Linked DNA regions of Homo sapiens: region 2 is linked to region 1. A link is an interaction called in ENCODE POLR2A ChIA-PET data of the cell type or tissue named here. Cell type or tissue: OCI-LY7. All regions are shown on one strand. Links, peaks and the distances in the headings refer to the core of each region. The heading gives the core; the rest is flanking DNA.

Region 1 (7,779 bases), core at 1,278-6,277:
TATTAGCTCACATAGACCCACTACTGTGCACCCTTGTTCCCAGCCTCCCAAAACTCACCCTTTCACATTCACTCTGAGGTCATGAAGTTCAATGGAGAAAACAAAGGGGTAGAATGAGGGACAGAAAGGTGTTCTAGTTAGTCTTAAGCATGTTTCATTAAATAAAACCTTCATAAACCCTAAAAAAGAATGTCATTGTAATTACAAGCTCATATTTGGCATGCCAGTGGCCAATACATCCAGTGCCTCCAAAATATTAAGTAGAGGGTCACAGCTTTCATTTGTACACTCACTAAGTGCTATATTACTGACATTAAAGAAGACAAGAATGGGCCGGGCGCGGTAGTTCATGCTTGTAATCCCAGCACTTTGGGAGGCTGAGGTGGGCGGATCACTAGGTCAGGAGTTCGAGACCAGCCTGGCCAACACGGTGAAATCCCGTCTCTACTGAAAATACAAAAAATTAGCCAGGCATGGTGGCGCGTGCCTGTAATCCCAGCTACTCAGGAGGCTGAAGCAGGGGAATCACTTGAAACTGGGAGGTGGAGGTTCCAGTGAGCCTAGATCATGCCATTGTACTCCAGCCTGGGTGACAGAGCAAGACTCCATCTTGAGGAAAAAAAAACAAAAAAACAAAAACAAAAAAAGACAAGAATGGTATTCTTATTACCACCACAAAAACCCACACCTTAGGTGAAGTTCAGGTAAATAGGATATCACAGATATCTTTCCTGGAGGATGTTGACCAAAGAATATTCCGATTGCCTTGTTTAACACCTTTGCACATAGGCTCTTGTGTACCTGCATATGGCAGTGAAATTGCAATAAAGCAATAACAACCAGCACCAAAGCAAGTAAGTATGTTGCAAAGGACAGAAGAGTCCTAACACCACCACAAGACCTCTGAATGAATCACAGGTACTTTTAAGGTGTCTGAATGCCTATGACTGTGGTAATACTCATAATGCTACATGTTCTCCTCAACTTATGGAATAGTGAAGACCCAATAAATTGTTAAATAATGCCCCATTTTCCCACTGTAATTGTTCTATAAAGCCCCTTTTCCCCATTAGTTTCAAATGCAATGTCTACTGTTGAGCAAATATCCTGGTTCCTGAATGACACTTTTTAAAAAATGCAACAAATAATACAAATATGGAAAAACAATATGCACATATATGCCCATTGCAATATGACTTATAACAGTGGGAAACTGAAAGCAATCAAAATGATTACAGTAGGTAAATGGTTAAGTAAATTATGATACACAGCCATGGACCTTCATGTAGCCATTAGGAGGACAAAGACTACACAGTAACATGGAAAAATGCAAAATGACACATGCTAAGTGGGAAAAGAAACTGGAAATAGTATGACACTGTGGTTACAACTAGATAAAAGCATACTTATTTTTTAAAAAGGCTGGAATGAAATAAACAAAAATAATAACCGTGTGAGGGATCATGAGTGATATTATCCCTTATCTTTACTTCTCGAAATATCCATAATGCTCTGTCTTTATGATGCAAAAGAAATGGAAACCTAGCAACTCTTTAAAGAACTATTATTTTTTAAGTAGGCATAATTTTGAAATAAAGAACAGTAATATGCAAAATATTCTAACTATAGTAAACCCAAATTAAGATGTTTCATGTGGAGACAGCTACCCTGGCAGGATGAGTATCTCCCCACACTACTGCTTGCAGAGCTAATGCACATCCCAGGTAGCTTTCCATTGACACAGAGTTATAGGCCTCTTTCTAGATATTTTCATTTCACCTGAACAGTTTATTTCAGTATCACTGGATGGGAGAAAGCAGCAGTGGCAGCAGGGAAACAGGGCTGGAATGTCAAGTGCCTGCTTCAATATAAAGGCCAGTTGTCCAATAGGCTGGCTGGTGACTTGGCAGCTGCAATGAGGCTGTTCATGGGTGGACCCTGGAATGGCCACAGGGAGAGAGATACGGAGCCAGGAAGAATGAGCCTACCAGTTTAGAAAAACTCAAATCTTGGCTCTGCTACAGAAGATCCCAGGATACTAAAACAACTTGCAGCTTTGACCTGAGATCCGCTGTGTATGATCTTTGAAGAGTTAAGAAGAATGAGAACAGAAGACGCAGGACATTGGTGGGGGTCCATTTTATTTTCTTTTTTCTTTTTCTTTTTTTTTTTTTTTTTTTTGAGATGGAGTCTCACTCTGTTGCCAGGCTGGAGTGCAGTGGCATGATCTTGGCTCACTGCAAGCTCTGCCTCCCGGGTTTAAGCGATTCTCCTGCCTCAGCCTCCTGAGTAGTTGGGACTACAGGCACCCGCCACCACGCCCAGCTAATTTTTTGTATTTTTAGTACAGACGGGGTTTCACCATTTTGGCCAGGATTGTCTCGATTTCTTGTCCTCATGATCTGACCACTTTAGCCCTCCAAAGTGCTGGGATTACAGGCGTGAGCCACCCCGCCCAGCCAATTTTATTTTCTTCTTCCAAATGTTACCTCCCATTGTTCCAGTGGATCATGCATACTTCTTGGCCAGAATCCATTCCCAAATGAGCACCTCTGCGTCTCACAGAAAAGAGTGTACCTAAAATTTAGTTCATGGCAGCTGGAAATAATTTACAAGTATTTGCTGACAATAAATAACTTCCTAAATTATACAAGGAGACCTTGAATAACCAAAAGTTATCTGCATGATATCCCACTCACATAGGTACACTATTTTCACTTCACATTAAATTTGTACAGGTAGCACATTTCTTGTATCACGAAACCACCTCTTCTATAGTCTTCGGTGAGTAGAACTTATGTTCCCACATAAGCTATAAATGCTAATAATTTTTTAAGACAATGGTCTCCTCCTAGGAATTGGCTTTTTACCATAACACTTTTGATGACTTTATCAACCCTGGTGTATTAAAATATTCAAATTCAAATTCATAAGCATAAACTATCTAACACTGGTCTGTGAGTCTACTCCTAAGACTAGCTCTTTAAGCTGTTACAGCCACTTTTATATGCAACCTGAGTACAAGACAATATCATATTCAGCTTGGAAGCCAGACCTTATAAAGTGTGAAATCTTTTAACACACCATAGGAGTGCGCAGAACAATTATAATAAGTATTGCACATATTTTAAAATATGACTCTTTTGCTGACCTCTTCCTCATCTCAGTGTTTTTGGTCTCACTTCTGTGGTCTGTACAGTAAGTTGTTTCAGCCATGTTCTTCCCAGGGAAACGATAGGAAGAATGAGCTCTTCTCCCAGGTGAAAGTCCTCGTCAGCACCTGAATCATGGAGAAGTAGACATAGGATAGCAAGAAAAGGCAAGAAGTGTCTCCTTGGAACAGTGATTTATTTTGTCTTTAATAAGCAGCAACACAGTACCCATACTTTTCTTGGCATGAGCAGAGTTTAGGAAGTTACTTTCATTTCTGAAACAGGCACACAGGTGCCTTCTCACTCTGCACTCACTCCTGCATCCCCTACTCTGTAACTTCCCCCTTGGACTCTCAGGTTTTTGCAAGTCTGCCTGAAACAGCTTTTTAAACCTACTGTTAAATCAAGTCCTACCCTTCGCTACAGAAATCTCAGCCCACCCAGAGTCAAGGAAGAGGGTTATTGCAGAAAGGAGGCATTAAGTTGGAAGGATACTTGGGGAGCCTCTAGCCTAGTGGTCGTCAAACCTGAGTGTGTCTCTGAATCAACGAAGGAGAAGATGCCCCAGCCCAGAGACTCTGATTCAGCGGATCTGGGGAGCAGCCTGGGAATATATATACACACACAGGACATTCACACACACACACACACACACACACACACACACACACACACACTCTCTCTCTCACGTAACTTTGTCACAGGTGGCCCAAGCACAGCACTTTGAGAAACACTGCTGTAGTTCAATATCCTCTGAGGGTCAACGCAGTTGCCCAAGACACATGAACCATTGGCAGTAGAGTTAGGAGTAGCATTCAAGTCTGTAGACTCTTGCCACATCCTGCTGCCCCAGGGAGCTACAGGAAAAGCAATTACAATGGGAGCCTGGGCAGGAGTGGGGGTGGGCACTACTCTCCCCAGTGGATCCCAAAATGTTCAGTGGCATTTGAAGCCTAGAGGAGCTACTTAGTGGAGTTGGTAAGAAGTCTTAATTCCACCTTTAACCATGCCCGTGGCTGATCTTGCTCACAGAAGCCACAGCAACAAAACTCTTTTCTAACCACCTGCATTTGATCCGCTATCTACACAGAATTGGGAAGCTGGGGCTGGCTTGGAGAATCGAAAATGCAGTCCCAGCTTCACAGGTGCCAGCCATGTGTGAGCACGCCACTCACCCTCCCTTAGGCTTCTGTCTGTTCATCTGCAAATGAGTCTAATACCTACCCTGCCTGTTTTTCTGATTTGTTGTGAGGATCAAATGAGATCATAGGATGTTCTTTGAAAATTAAAACCTTCCAGAAGTGTCAGTTCTTGTCTAGTATGCACAGACTCCTTATGAATCTTGGGCAAACATAGAATGAATCCTCTTCTAAAACAAGAATTACACAGAACAGAGTGTCTCAAAACTACCATCCTAGCTCATATTTTCTAGGAAGCCTATAGCCATTCTACACAGTGTTAATGCGGACCTGTGCTAAGCAGACCAGAAACAATGAAGGCTTTAGGAGGCATTTCAGGACACGTTCAGACTTGGACCCAGCGGCTCCGTTGACTCCCCACACCCAAGACCCACAGCCACAGGACACGGGCTTCTCTGGTCCACTTAGCCCTCGTCAGCGCCAACAGTTCTAATGATTCCAGGGTCCTTCGATGGCCCTCCCGCCCAGCCATCTAAACACATGATGCTGAAGGCACTTCCTGTGCCTCCTCACCAGCCCTCACAAGCGCATTCCACGCAGGATTCCAAATAATCAATTTTCTGCCTGTAGTTGCATGTTTAGAATGAGAAAAACTTTTCAGACCTTTGCTTTTTATTCCAGATGGAATCTGTTTATAGAAAAACCAGAGCTCCCTTCAGGGGCCACGGAGGGGTGGAGGAAGGTTGGCAGAGGGGGCTTCTGGGAAGGCTTTGGGGCCCCAACTTCCTCTTCAAATAGAGCAGCTGCACTTCTACCTAATTGGGCTTCCACAGAAGGCCTCATTTTGCTGATTTTTTTTTTTAAATGCATGAAAACTAGTCATCTAATCCACAGCTTTGTAGGTGAAGAGATCACACTGGAGAAACGTTAACTGATTTTCCAACTTCCTCCTTCAGCCACTTGTAGAAGAAAGATGGAAGATCCTGTCTCTATAGAAGGCCTTCCTGCCAGGGTCCTCGGTCTCAGCCAAGGCGCCTACTTCGGGCAACCCCTGGGAGGGGCTTCTCCTGCCCTGTCCCCCACCTAGAAGCTCACAGTAGTGATCACGTCCTGTCCCACTTCATCAGCGCCTCCCTGGGGCCTCTCCTGGGCTCTCCAACTAATACCTGGGTCGCATCCCCAGGGTTCCTGGCCTCCTCAGGCTGCTTGTTTGGTCCTCTGGTTTCCAGATAGCATCAAGTTTACAGAATCAGCTCCACTCCAAGAGTTCTTTCAAAGGACAGTTCTCAAAAGAAACATATTAATGCCTCTGAAGTGGCACCAGGAAGCAAGTCTGAGTAATGCACCCTAGTTGTCACCCCTGGTTGCCCCTCAGGGCCCAGGCCTGCTGACTCTCCCTAGCTCAGGATGTGTTTGCAGGTCTCCAAGGCTGTCCTCCCAGAAGGTGTAAGCGGAAACTTGGTGCTCTTTCTGGACAATGTCCAAACCCATAGCTGAAGGCCCTGGCAAAGCTTCAGGTTGTTCTTCATAGGCTCCTACCATAGGGTCCAGAGATGCAGATGGAGACTGAGTTCCCAGCTATCTACAGACATGATACTGGTGTTTTAAGAGACGACACTGGGTGGACCTTAAACAATGACTTGGATGTCATACAGGGAGGAGTAGTATTTAGATATAAAAAAAACTTCCAGAAATTTCTTCTTCCTTTGCTACAGGCTGTCTCTGTGGTCTACTCTCTCCTCACCCCACCTCCCAGCCAGAAGAGGAGTACACAAGAGAAGGCCAGGGGTCTGCAGACTGAGCCTTTTTCCACAGGACAAATTGCATCTCTCAAATACCTGATAAAAAGTCTCCAGGTGTCACCAGCATCTGTGGTCTCCCTGGTACTTAAGTAGCAAGCCCAAGGACTTGGCTCACAAAGAGGGGATCCAGAGATAACAGGGTGGTGTTCACCCCACAGTGTAATGTCCCAGCATCTGTCACATGTTAATAGGTGCTTTGTTTTTGACAGGGATCCTTGAACCAGGGTTCCTTGGAGAGAATGGCTGATTCCAGCTCTGGGGGTAAAATAGAGCAATGTAATCCTAGGACATTGTGAACCAAAAAGTAAGAATGTAACCAAAGATTAATAGATAGGATGAGGCAAGGAGAGGAAATGAAGAAAAAGCAAAGGAAAGAGAGGGGGAGGAAAGGAAAGGGAGCGGTTACAAAGGACTTTTGATACCAATTAGTAAATACGCACATAGCATATGGAGTGTTTATTAGATAACATTATAATATCTATGGAAAATTTATGAGACATGAAAATAGTATTATGGCTATGTACAAAAATGTCCTCATTCCTAGAAAATATAGCCTGAACTCATGTGTATGTGTGGTGTGTGATGTGTTGGTGGGGTGCGTGTGTGTGTGTGTGTGTGTGTGTGTGTGTGTGTGTGTGTGCATAGACAGGAGAGAAGGAGAGGTAGAGATTGAGAAAGAGGTAAAGCAAATGTAGCAAAATGTTTATTGGTGAATGTTGGTGAGTGCTGTACAAGTGTCCATTGCACTAGTCTTCCAACTTTTCCTTAGGTTTGAAATTTCTCTGAATAAATACTGGAGGGGTAGGAGAAGAGGTTTTGTACGGGGGCAAATGTACCTTGATGGGAATAAAGCTTAAGTGTCACCACCCCTCTCTAGATGGGGCCCTTTCAAGGCCTGGTTAATGAGGGTCATCAGTTTAAAGAATAGGTGAGATAAATTACTGCACCAGAAAACTCAGAACATTGTGAAATCTTACAGCTCACATATGAAGGAAACTTAAGAGATGTCCCAAATTTGTCAACAATCCTAAAACTTCACATGATAGTACCAATAACAAGCAACAAAACTGACCTTTTCTTAATTATTAATAACAAAAAATAAATTTTCATCAATCATGTTAGGGAAAGACTAAATTAGGTTTCTAGCCTCTTTGTAGAAAAGATTTCCAAATTGTTGTCATATGAAGAGGTGAGCAAAGAGTGCAGAGCTATAAAATATAGAAGGAAAAGTATTATAGAAATATGTCAAGCAATTAATGAGTAAAAATATTACATTAGTTTTCTAGATTTTGTCATGTTTGTGGCATTTATCAGTGTTTTAATAACTGTATAACTTGTTATTTATTTCCTCCTCTATAAGAATTCACTTTCATAGCCTCCTTCACCCAAATGTGTATGCATTACTTCCCAAATACACTGATCACATAAATACATACACACATACATACATACATACAGCTTTTTGCTCTACAGCAACATCTTTTGTGCTTAGGGTTTTTTGGAACACATTTTGGAAAACAGTGCCCCAGGACAAAGTAGTCTCTTCTTATCCACCCATGGTAACGTGCACTTTAGCATTTGACCTCCAGGAAGATGTTTATTTGAAGACCTTATTTAAAGCAAATAAACCATATATTTGCTTTAAATTGATGACAGTCTTATATTTACAAACATTCTGCTTTATAC
Region 2 (7,779 bases), core at 1,481-6,480, 140 kb after region 1:
GACACGGCAGGAAACAGCCTCAGCTTGGCCCAGGAAGAAGCTGGCGCTCAGCTACAGGGGCCGTGGGAATAGCTGGAGGCCTGTGCATTTCCCTGAGGGTCTCCTTGGCGACAGGGCTGGACCTTTGCACTGGCAGCCTGGACTCTTCTCTGAGCTCCCCCTTGGGTTACCTATGATTCCAGAAGAGTTTGTTCTACATGTGGCAAAGCCAGCACCATAGAGGGGACAGAGGGAAACCTAAGGCCTACCTTGAGGGATGTTAAACTTACGCCCTACCCACTGCTACTTAAGGTGTCTTTTGAATCCTGAGGACCAAGGAGCTCTCCTATGACAAGGAACCTGTCACTGGTTCTTCTGTGATTGCTAAAGCCTAGAGGACCTCCTCCAAAGAAAAGTGGCTCAGACAGAAACACTGACTCTTATTTCTCATCAGACTCCGAAATCACAGGCTTCTGGTCTAAAGATTCAAGCTGAGAAACAAGAAAGCAATTTGTTTGATTCAGGCCCTTGCAAATTACCCCCCAATAATTTACTTGGTCTCAGCTTTGGCTGGCTTGGATGTTATGAGGATTCCAAGAATTTTTTTACTTTTCCATTAGAGGGCTCTGCACTCTCCTTTCAAGGAAAAAGGCTCTATGTGCCAGCCCACTTCTTTCCAGAAATGGGGAAAGGGAGGAGGAGAACCTGTGGAAAAGAGGACAACGGATTTCCGGAAGAAATTCCAAGCCAGGGGCTAACCGTGGACCTGAGCACAGCAGAGCCACACGGACGTCTCAGAAAACGGTTCTGTGGAAGCACAAGACACGTGGCAGTGAGAGTCCTGAGAAGTCCAGGAAAAGATGCAGCTTCCAACCCATTCCTAAATATCACCAATTAACAGCAGCTCGATGGTCTACCTGAGACCTGAGAAAACAAACGAAGGGAAAGAAATGCAAGAAACAAAGCGCATCTTTCTGGATCAAAAGATCAAGTTGTCTTTGGTAGCTAAAGAACAACAGAGAAGGAAAAAGAACAAAAAGATTAGGAGGAGGAGAAAAACACCTGGCCCTCCCCAAAGAACTCGACTTAAATCATCTCAGCTATAGGCAGTCAACTGGGGCTCTCCGAACAGCCACAATCGGGGGGCTACTCTCTTTCCCCTCACGATCTTCCTGAACAGGGCAGTAGTCTAGCATCCACTGAAGTCCTGAAGTGGTGAAGGAGCCCCAGACACACCCATCCTCTGAGCACCTCCACAGCCTTTCTGGCCCATCCCAATAAACAGCAATTCTATTCTCCCAGTCACCGAGCCACACATTTTGGGGTCCATCTTGACTCCTCCCTTCCTTTCATACAACCCATCCCACCAGTCAGCAAATCCTGCCGGTTTTCCCTTCGAAGTATGTCCAGAATCCAGCCCCTTCTCACGTCCCCACCACCCTGGTCCACGCCACCATCACTTGCCTAAAATTTGCCTTCTGACTGCTTCTGCCTCACTTTCCCATGCTTGAGTCTCAAAATGCGGCCCAAGAGACTCTCTGGAAGCGCAAGTCATATGACATCACTCCTCCAGTGGCTTCCATCTCCCTTGGAGTCAGAGCCAAAAATCCCTGCTCTACGTCCTTCAAGGAGCCAGCTGGTCTCCTCTCCTCCTCCTCCTGCACTCTTTCCACTCTGACCTCAGGGCCCCTTGCTCCTCCTCCAGTAGCCAGGCGTATTACACACAAGGTCTCTGCTCTCTACACACTCTTCCTGGAACCATCTTCTCAAAATTCTCATGGCCAACTTCCTCACCTCTTTGGAGCCTTTGCTTCTCATTGGGCCTTCCCTAATTATCCTATTTAAAAGCCTGGTCACCATGCACCCCTTACCCCTCTTCCCCACCTTATTTTCGTGCAGGCAGTTTGATCTTCTCTTGCCATACTATATAATTCACATATTTATTGGTGCATCTTCTGTCTCTCCCCAGCTAGAAAGGGGGTGCCACAAGAGCAGGGAGTTTTTAAGGCTTTCTATGCCCAACACCAAGAACCGTTCCCAGCATGTGGCAGGTGTTCAAAATATTTGTTGAAAAATGAATGAGTGAACCTTCACAATTCCAAACTGCCAGGAGGCCACTCAATGCCATATCTATAAAACTGTCAGGCAGCCCAACCTGGGGGCACTTTAGCTTTGGATCTTGGGTTTGAGCCAGATTCCATTTTCCCCACAGGCCCTGAGACCCACAGGGAAGAGCTTTTGCATTATAATGTAAATGGAGGGGTTGAGCTGGTTTGGGGGAACCCTTGACAGGAGCCAGTTAAAACCAAACGAAAGTCTTTCCTAAGGCTTAGGTGGAGCCTCTAGAAAGAGGGGCTGAGAGCCTGGGGAAGAGCCAACCACCAGCAGTTCCTCAGAGTTCTTCCCACTGGGGCTGTGCAGCCAACTGCGTTTCCAGGCACACTGAGATGCCCATACTCATATCCAATACTGTGCAGGGGCACTGGCCAGGCACAAATCCCAGCTGCCTCCACGGCATTACTCTCCCTCCATTCTTGCTTTCAGATTCTCCCTCCTCCTGGCAGGGGCACTGGGGAGGGCAGGAGAGAAGGAGGCCATGGCAAAGGGACAAATCCCTTCTACCTGAGAGCCCGGGATGCAGCCAGAAAAGCTAAAATACCCTTTCCCACCCTAGCATACAATTTGACAGGTGAATAAGTGCTCCCCAGTAGGCAATAACAAGGAGAAGTCTGAATTAAAAGAACTCGCCAATTTGGGAAGTAATGTCATTCTATGTGACTCCACTCTTTTCCGTTACCAATAAAACACTTAAAGATGCTATTCATGCAGACATAAAGTGCTAATGGCCACTTGTTACCATGTTTCATAATGCTAATATTTCCCTCTGATTTCTGACAGTTCTTTTTTTTTCCTTCTTCTTTTTTGGGGCTATTTTAAGTTAACAGAGCGCTAATCTGATTCAAAACTGAAGACTCAAAGAGCTACACTCTACATAACTGCACTATTAATGACAACCATTGCTTTACATGTTGCACCATTTCATGAAAACAATCATCACTCAGTCAACGTATTTTCCAAGCCACAGAAAATAAGTTGAAATAAGTTGAAAATGCAGTAGGCAAAGAAGCAGCTAGTCATGTAAGACACTAAGGGGCAGGGGAGTCATTAATTCTTCTCCAAGCTTTCAACACTCTGTTTCTATGAAGGCAAGGGTTGGAGGGAGCTTTTTTCTTTCAAATAAATCAGTAAAATGATGAGGTGCTTCCTCTGCTACGCCCAGTGGCCCAGGCACTCTCACTAAGGTATCCTCCCAGCAATGTAGGTGTTCAAAGGCAAAAGAAAGGGAACCAGCTCATGGCGTAATACTTGCTCGGCCAAAGACATAGTAACGCTTCCCAGGAAATACAAGTGTCACAGTCACTCCAAAATGAATATGTGTGCAGCCACCTGGGCTTGCAACTTAATTCAAACAACTTGGAAGGCTAAGGAGCACTGGAGCTGGGGAGCTGCAGATGAACCCCTGTGCTCACCACCCCTGGAGAGCAGTCAGAGAGGAAGCCTGCTTTCCTCAGATGTTTTAAAGGAAGCCACCTAGAGCCCCACCTGTCACTGTGGAACTGCTCATGGTGGCTGCCCGATGCGCTGATGTGGAACTCAGAATCATTCATTTGGGCTTGTGGCTGAGCTGTGCTAGGTAACTGGGTGGCCTGGGCAAGTCACTTCACCTCCCTTGGCCTGTGTCCTTGAGCTTTCCTGGCTGCACATCTTGCTCTCAGGTATAAAGGATCTGTCTCCTTCTACCTGCCCCTGTGCCACACACACTCGCCTCTCAAATGAGAAAGGCAGCTTTGAGAGAGGATGCTTGCCTTCCCGGCTCCCCTCCCAACCCAGAACCTATCACAATGCTCTGCAGAGAGTACATGCTCAACAAATCCAATGCTAAATTGTAAAAAGTGAGACTAGATGGTATCTGCCTCTCCTCTCAGCTCTAAATTATTTGGTCTAAAGAAAACTGAAGCCCCCAGCAACTCCATTTTGCATATCTAATTGGAGATGGTTTCAATAATATAATTATCAAGGCATCCCTACGTTACTTGAAGTTGGTTCATAATCTGGCGACGTTCACAGCCTTATGAAGACAGTTTATTCTCTTTTAGTGTCTCAAGTATGAGTCACCTCTGATGACGGATAGGAGAACAAGCAGGTTTTACTACAATACACACCTAAAGTAAATGAATAAACCCAACCACTTTGCCCACCCACATGGCATCCATTTGGAGGAGACACAGAGAAAGGAGTTTCACCTCTTAGACGTCTCAGAGATTAACATTTTCTCAAAAATGAACACACAGAGCAACAGCTGACGAGTCACAGTGGACCACACCACCACCTCTGGTTACCCCCTGAGAAAGGCAGAGAAAGGACCCCCAGAACAGTCACCATTTGAGGAGAGGTTCAGGGATCATGAGGACTCACCACCCCACTGAAATCCATGGATAGTCTAGCCTGTGAGGGGTTGGGGGTGGCAAATTACTTTATCTTTCTCATCTTTGAGCGGCTCTTCCCCAGAGTCAGGATGACTCTCACTAGGTTTCAGGTACATCCCCATCATGCCCCGGACTCCAGTCTCTGCAGCTGACACGGCTCCAAGATGCTAAATATGAGACAAGGAGGGGACAAGGAATTTAGTCCCAGGAGTGGCACTAGAAGGAGTCCCTGCTCCCTCAGGAGCCATCTGCCGGGTGCTTCTGGAGATGCTGCCTCCACGCCCCACTTGAGGCTGTCCACAGCAGAAACCAGCGCCCAGATCCCCTCAAGCCAGCCACCCCATGGGAACCCCTTTGGCAGGTGTGGGTGTTGGGTTAGCCTCTAGCCAGAACTCCTGCTGCTTCTCTCTTTGTGGAGCAAATCTTCATGTCCTGTCTGGATCTTCCCAGTCCTGCCCTCTCTCTTCTGAATCTTCCCACCCTTCCAAGGGCCTGCTGCCTAATCCATCTCCCCACTCACACGCTAAAGTAAATGAATAAACCCAACAGCACGGACTCATCCCTGATCAGGACTGAAAAAAGAAAAAGAAATAGCCTCCCATCACACCACTCTCTGGGAAAATAGAACTGAGTCCTAGCTCTAGCACTGGGCACAGCTGGGTCAGCACCTACGAAGGGTCCTATGCAGTGAACACCTTGCAGTCTGAAGGGCAGACTCTCTCTTCTCAACAAGCCAGAGATTCTCTGCCTTCCAGACAGGCACCTCCATGAAGAGAAGCTGTTCCTGGCTTGTGGTGAGCAAAACTCCCTGGATTGAGTCGAGACCTGGATTCTAGTTCCACTACTTTGAATTCTCTAGGTTCACAGTCCTAAATCCTCAGAGAAGGACAGACTTGAGGGCAGACAGCCACAGGTGGCCTGGCATGGGCTGAGGCAGCACACAAGGACTCTGAGCCACACCAGCCATCTCCTTGTGGACTTTCCTGAGAGCACGTGCAGCTAGCAGTGCTCCAAGCACTCTCTGAGAGGCTTCCAGGCTGGAGCTCTGAGAGGCTTCCAGGCTGGGCTACCTCCAGCCATGTGGTGGAAACTGGTAGCAAAGGAAGCCCAGAAGGGCCACAACTGAACTAGAAGGCTAAGGAACACCCCGGCCACTGGTGGGATCGCAGTGCTGAGCCATGAGCCCTACCAGGCAACCCATTTCTGGGCAGTCCCAAGACTTGGAGAACAAGCCATCTGAAAATAGAATTAAATAGCCAGGTGCGGTGGCTCACACCTGTAATCTCAGCATTTTGGGAGGCCGAGGCGTGTGGGTCACCTGAGGTCAGGAGTTCAAGACCAGCCTAGCCAACATGGTGAAACCCCATCTCTACTTAAAAAAAAAAAAAAAAAAAAAAATCAGCCAGGTGTGATGGCATGCACCTATAATCCCAGCTACTTGGGAGGCTGAGGCAGGAGAATCACTTGAACCTGGGAGGCGGAGGCTGCAATGAGCCGAGATCGTAGCACTGCACTCCAGCCTGGGCGACAGAGCGAGACTCCATCTCAAAAAAAAAAAAAAATTAAATTGGGTGGGGGAGTTTCTTAGGAAAAAAATCAGAGTTGTGCAAATAAATCTAGTTGGTCTGACTGTCTTTACAACACAATGAAAGGGTAAGGCACCATAAGAGGCTGTGAATTCCATTGATAAGAGAGGATTTCCCTACTCAAATATCAAAGGTCTTGCATACACATACACTAAAACAGAAAAAAGAAAAAAAAAAAAAGAAAAGAGAGACAGAGAGAGAGAGAGAATCACCTTTTAAACTCATCCAAGAGCCAGTCAAAGCCACCCAAAGGAAAGCAGGCCCCAGTCCCTTCCGAACTCAGCCGTTCTCCCTCTGGTGAGACAGGCTCTAGCTTGTTTCCAGAATGCCACTACCAGCTTCCCACACCTCCAGGGGACCCCCTAACTCCAAAGTGTTGCCCAGACCTAAGGATCCTCCCCCACGTGCTCCTTCCCCAACACTGGCTTCCAGGTGAGCGAGACAGAATCTGCAAGCAGAGTTCACTGCTTGACCATGGGGTGAAAGCCACAAAGACACCACCAGCTATCCCAACCCCAGCACTTTCACTTTTTCACTTTCTCCCCAGGGAGGAAGGGGGAAATAAACTTGCCCAGCCTCACACCTTCCCTGGACAGGGAGCTGGGGATCCATTCAAAGCCCGGTCTTTCTCTGTTCAATCAAGCAGCGTGAGCAAAGTACAGATTAAATACTACATATGAACCAGCATTATGTTAGGCACCAAGAAGGCACAAAAAATAAAACATGACTCCTGCCCTCCAAAAGGTTATAATTTGAGGAGGAGAAAATACACCCACGAGCCAATGTGAATACCACTGATCCCCTTTTAACTAATCCCAGAGTGACACCTCCTCCAAAGAAAGCCAAGTTGCTGACAGAGTCAGGCCTTCCTAGTTACCTAGAAAAATGGCCTGGGGAGGTCCAGCCCACTAGAAGGAGATACAGAAACAAGCCCTCCATAAATATCTGTGGGACCCAGCTACCTCTCTGAAACACAGCCCAGTGCTTTCAGGCAGGGAGAAAGTGGTGGTGGGTGGCGGACAGAGATGTGAGTGGACTGACACAGACATGGGGGCTTCCAAATGACTCTTGATCACCCAACTTTCCAGCTTCCCCATTTCTGCCCCTGACTTGAGCTCCCAGGCCACTCAACCCACTGTGAGGTCTTACTGTGGGGATTACCGAGTCACCACCAGGCTGCGCTGAACAGGAAGTGAACAAGTCAATTCGAGAAAGATCCAATAAGGGAATATTCTCTGGGCACCGCTGGGCCAACACCCACGGAGGGGTCCTGGAATACAAATACCCTGGAGTCTGAAGGGCGGTGGCCCCTCTTCTCACCACTTCAATTATGTCTTCATTGAACTGGGTTATGAAAAAGGGAAGCAGGGATTGAAAATCTAGCCTTGTGGCCATAAGCCTGTGATGACTCATGCCAGCTTTGGGTGCTCTAAGATGCTTTCCCATGTCTGTAATGCTTTTCATATCATCCTACACACTCACTGTCACCTCTCCTCACCCCAGCACACAGAAAAGATGTGCTTATTATGTGCACTTAGGTTTTGTTGTACTATTAAACACAATGACCCACTCCTATTATTAAAACACAGGTTTTGCTGGAAACTCAAAAAAGACTTGGCTCTGCTGGCTCACAGGGAATCTGGGCTCCGCTCTTCCAAAACCTTTGTTCTCCAGATGTCAGTGCAAAGTTATGAACAGCTCTCCCCCTGAGCTAACTTACCGAGCAG

Evidence for each region. ChIA-PET counts read pairs that join two places held together with the same protein. Peaks named below come from ENCODE experiments on the same cell type or tissue, not always from the same donor. Only the 100,000 strongest peaks of a DNase experiment are listed, where the experiment ranks them.
Region 2: POLR2A ChIA-PET joins it to region 1 with 5 read pairs; 2 of 35 experiments call an interaction of 5 or more read pairs at or near these places.

The regions. Positions count from the first base shown.
Region 1 is chr2:60,366,758-60,374,536 of GRCh38, forward strand. The region is part of intron 1 of MIR4432HG (MIR4432 host gene); the gene reads right to left. Among named protein-coding and RNA genes, the nearest start is that of MIR4432, 17 kb to the right of the region's middle. In OCI-LY7, for the core only: no CTCF peak of the experiment used is centred there; DNase peaks (open chromatin) are centred at 3,474, 3,934, 4,224, 5,074 and 1 weaker place; H3K4me3 peaks cover 2,761 bases; H3K27ac peaks cover 4,321 bases.
Region 2 is chr2:60,508,655-60,516,433 of GRCh38, forward strand. The region is part of intron 2 of BCL11A (BCL11 transcription factor A); the gene reads right to left. Among named protein-coding and RNA genes, the nearest start is that of BCL11A, 41 kb to the right of the region's middle. RefSeq lists enhancers at 4,538-4,647, 6,904-7,033, 7,144-7,263. In OCI-LY7, for the core only: no CTCF peak of the experiment used is centred there; a DNase peak (open chromatin) is centred at 3,607.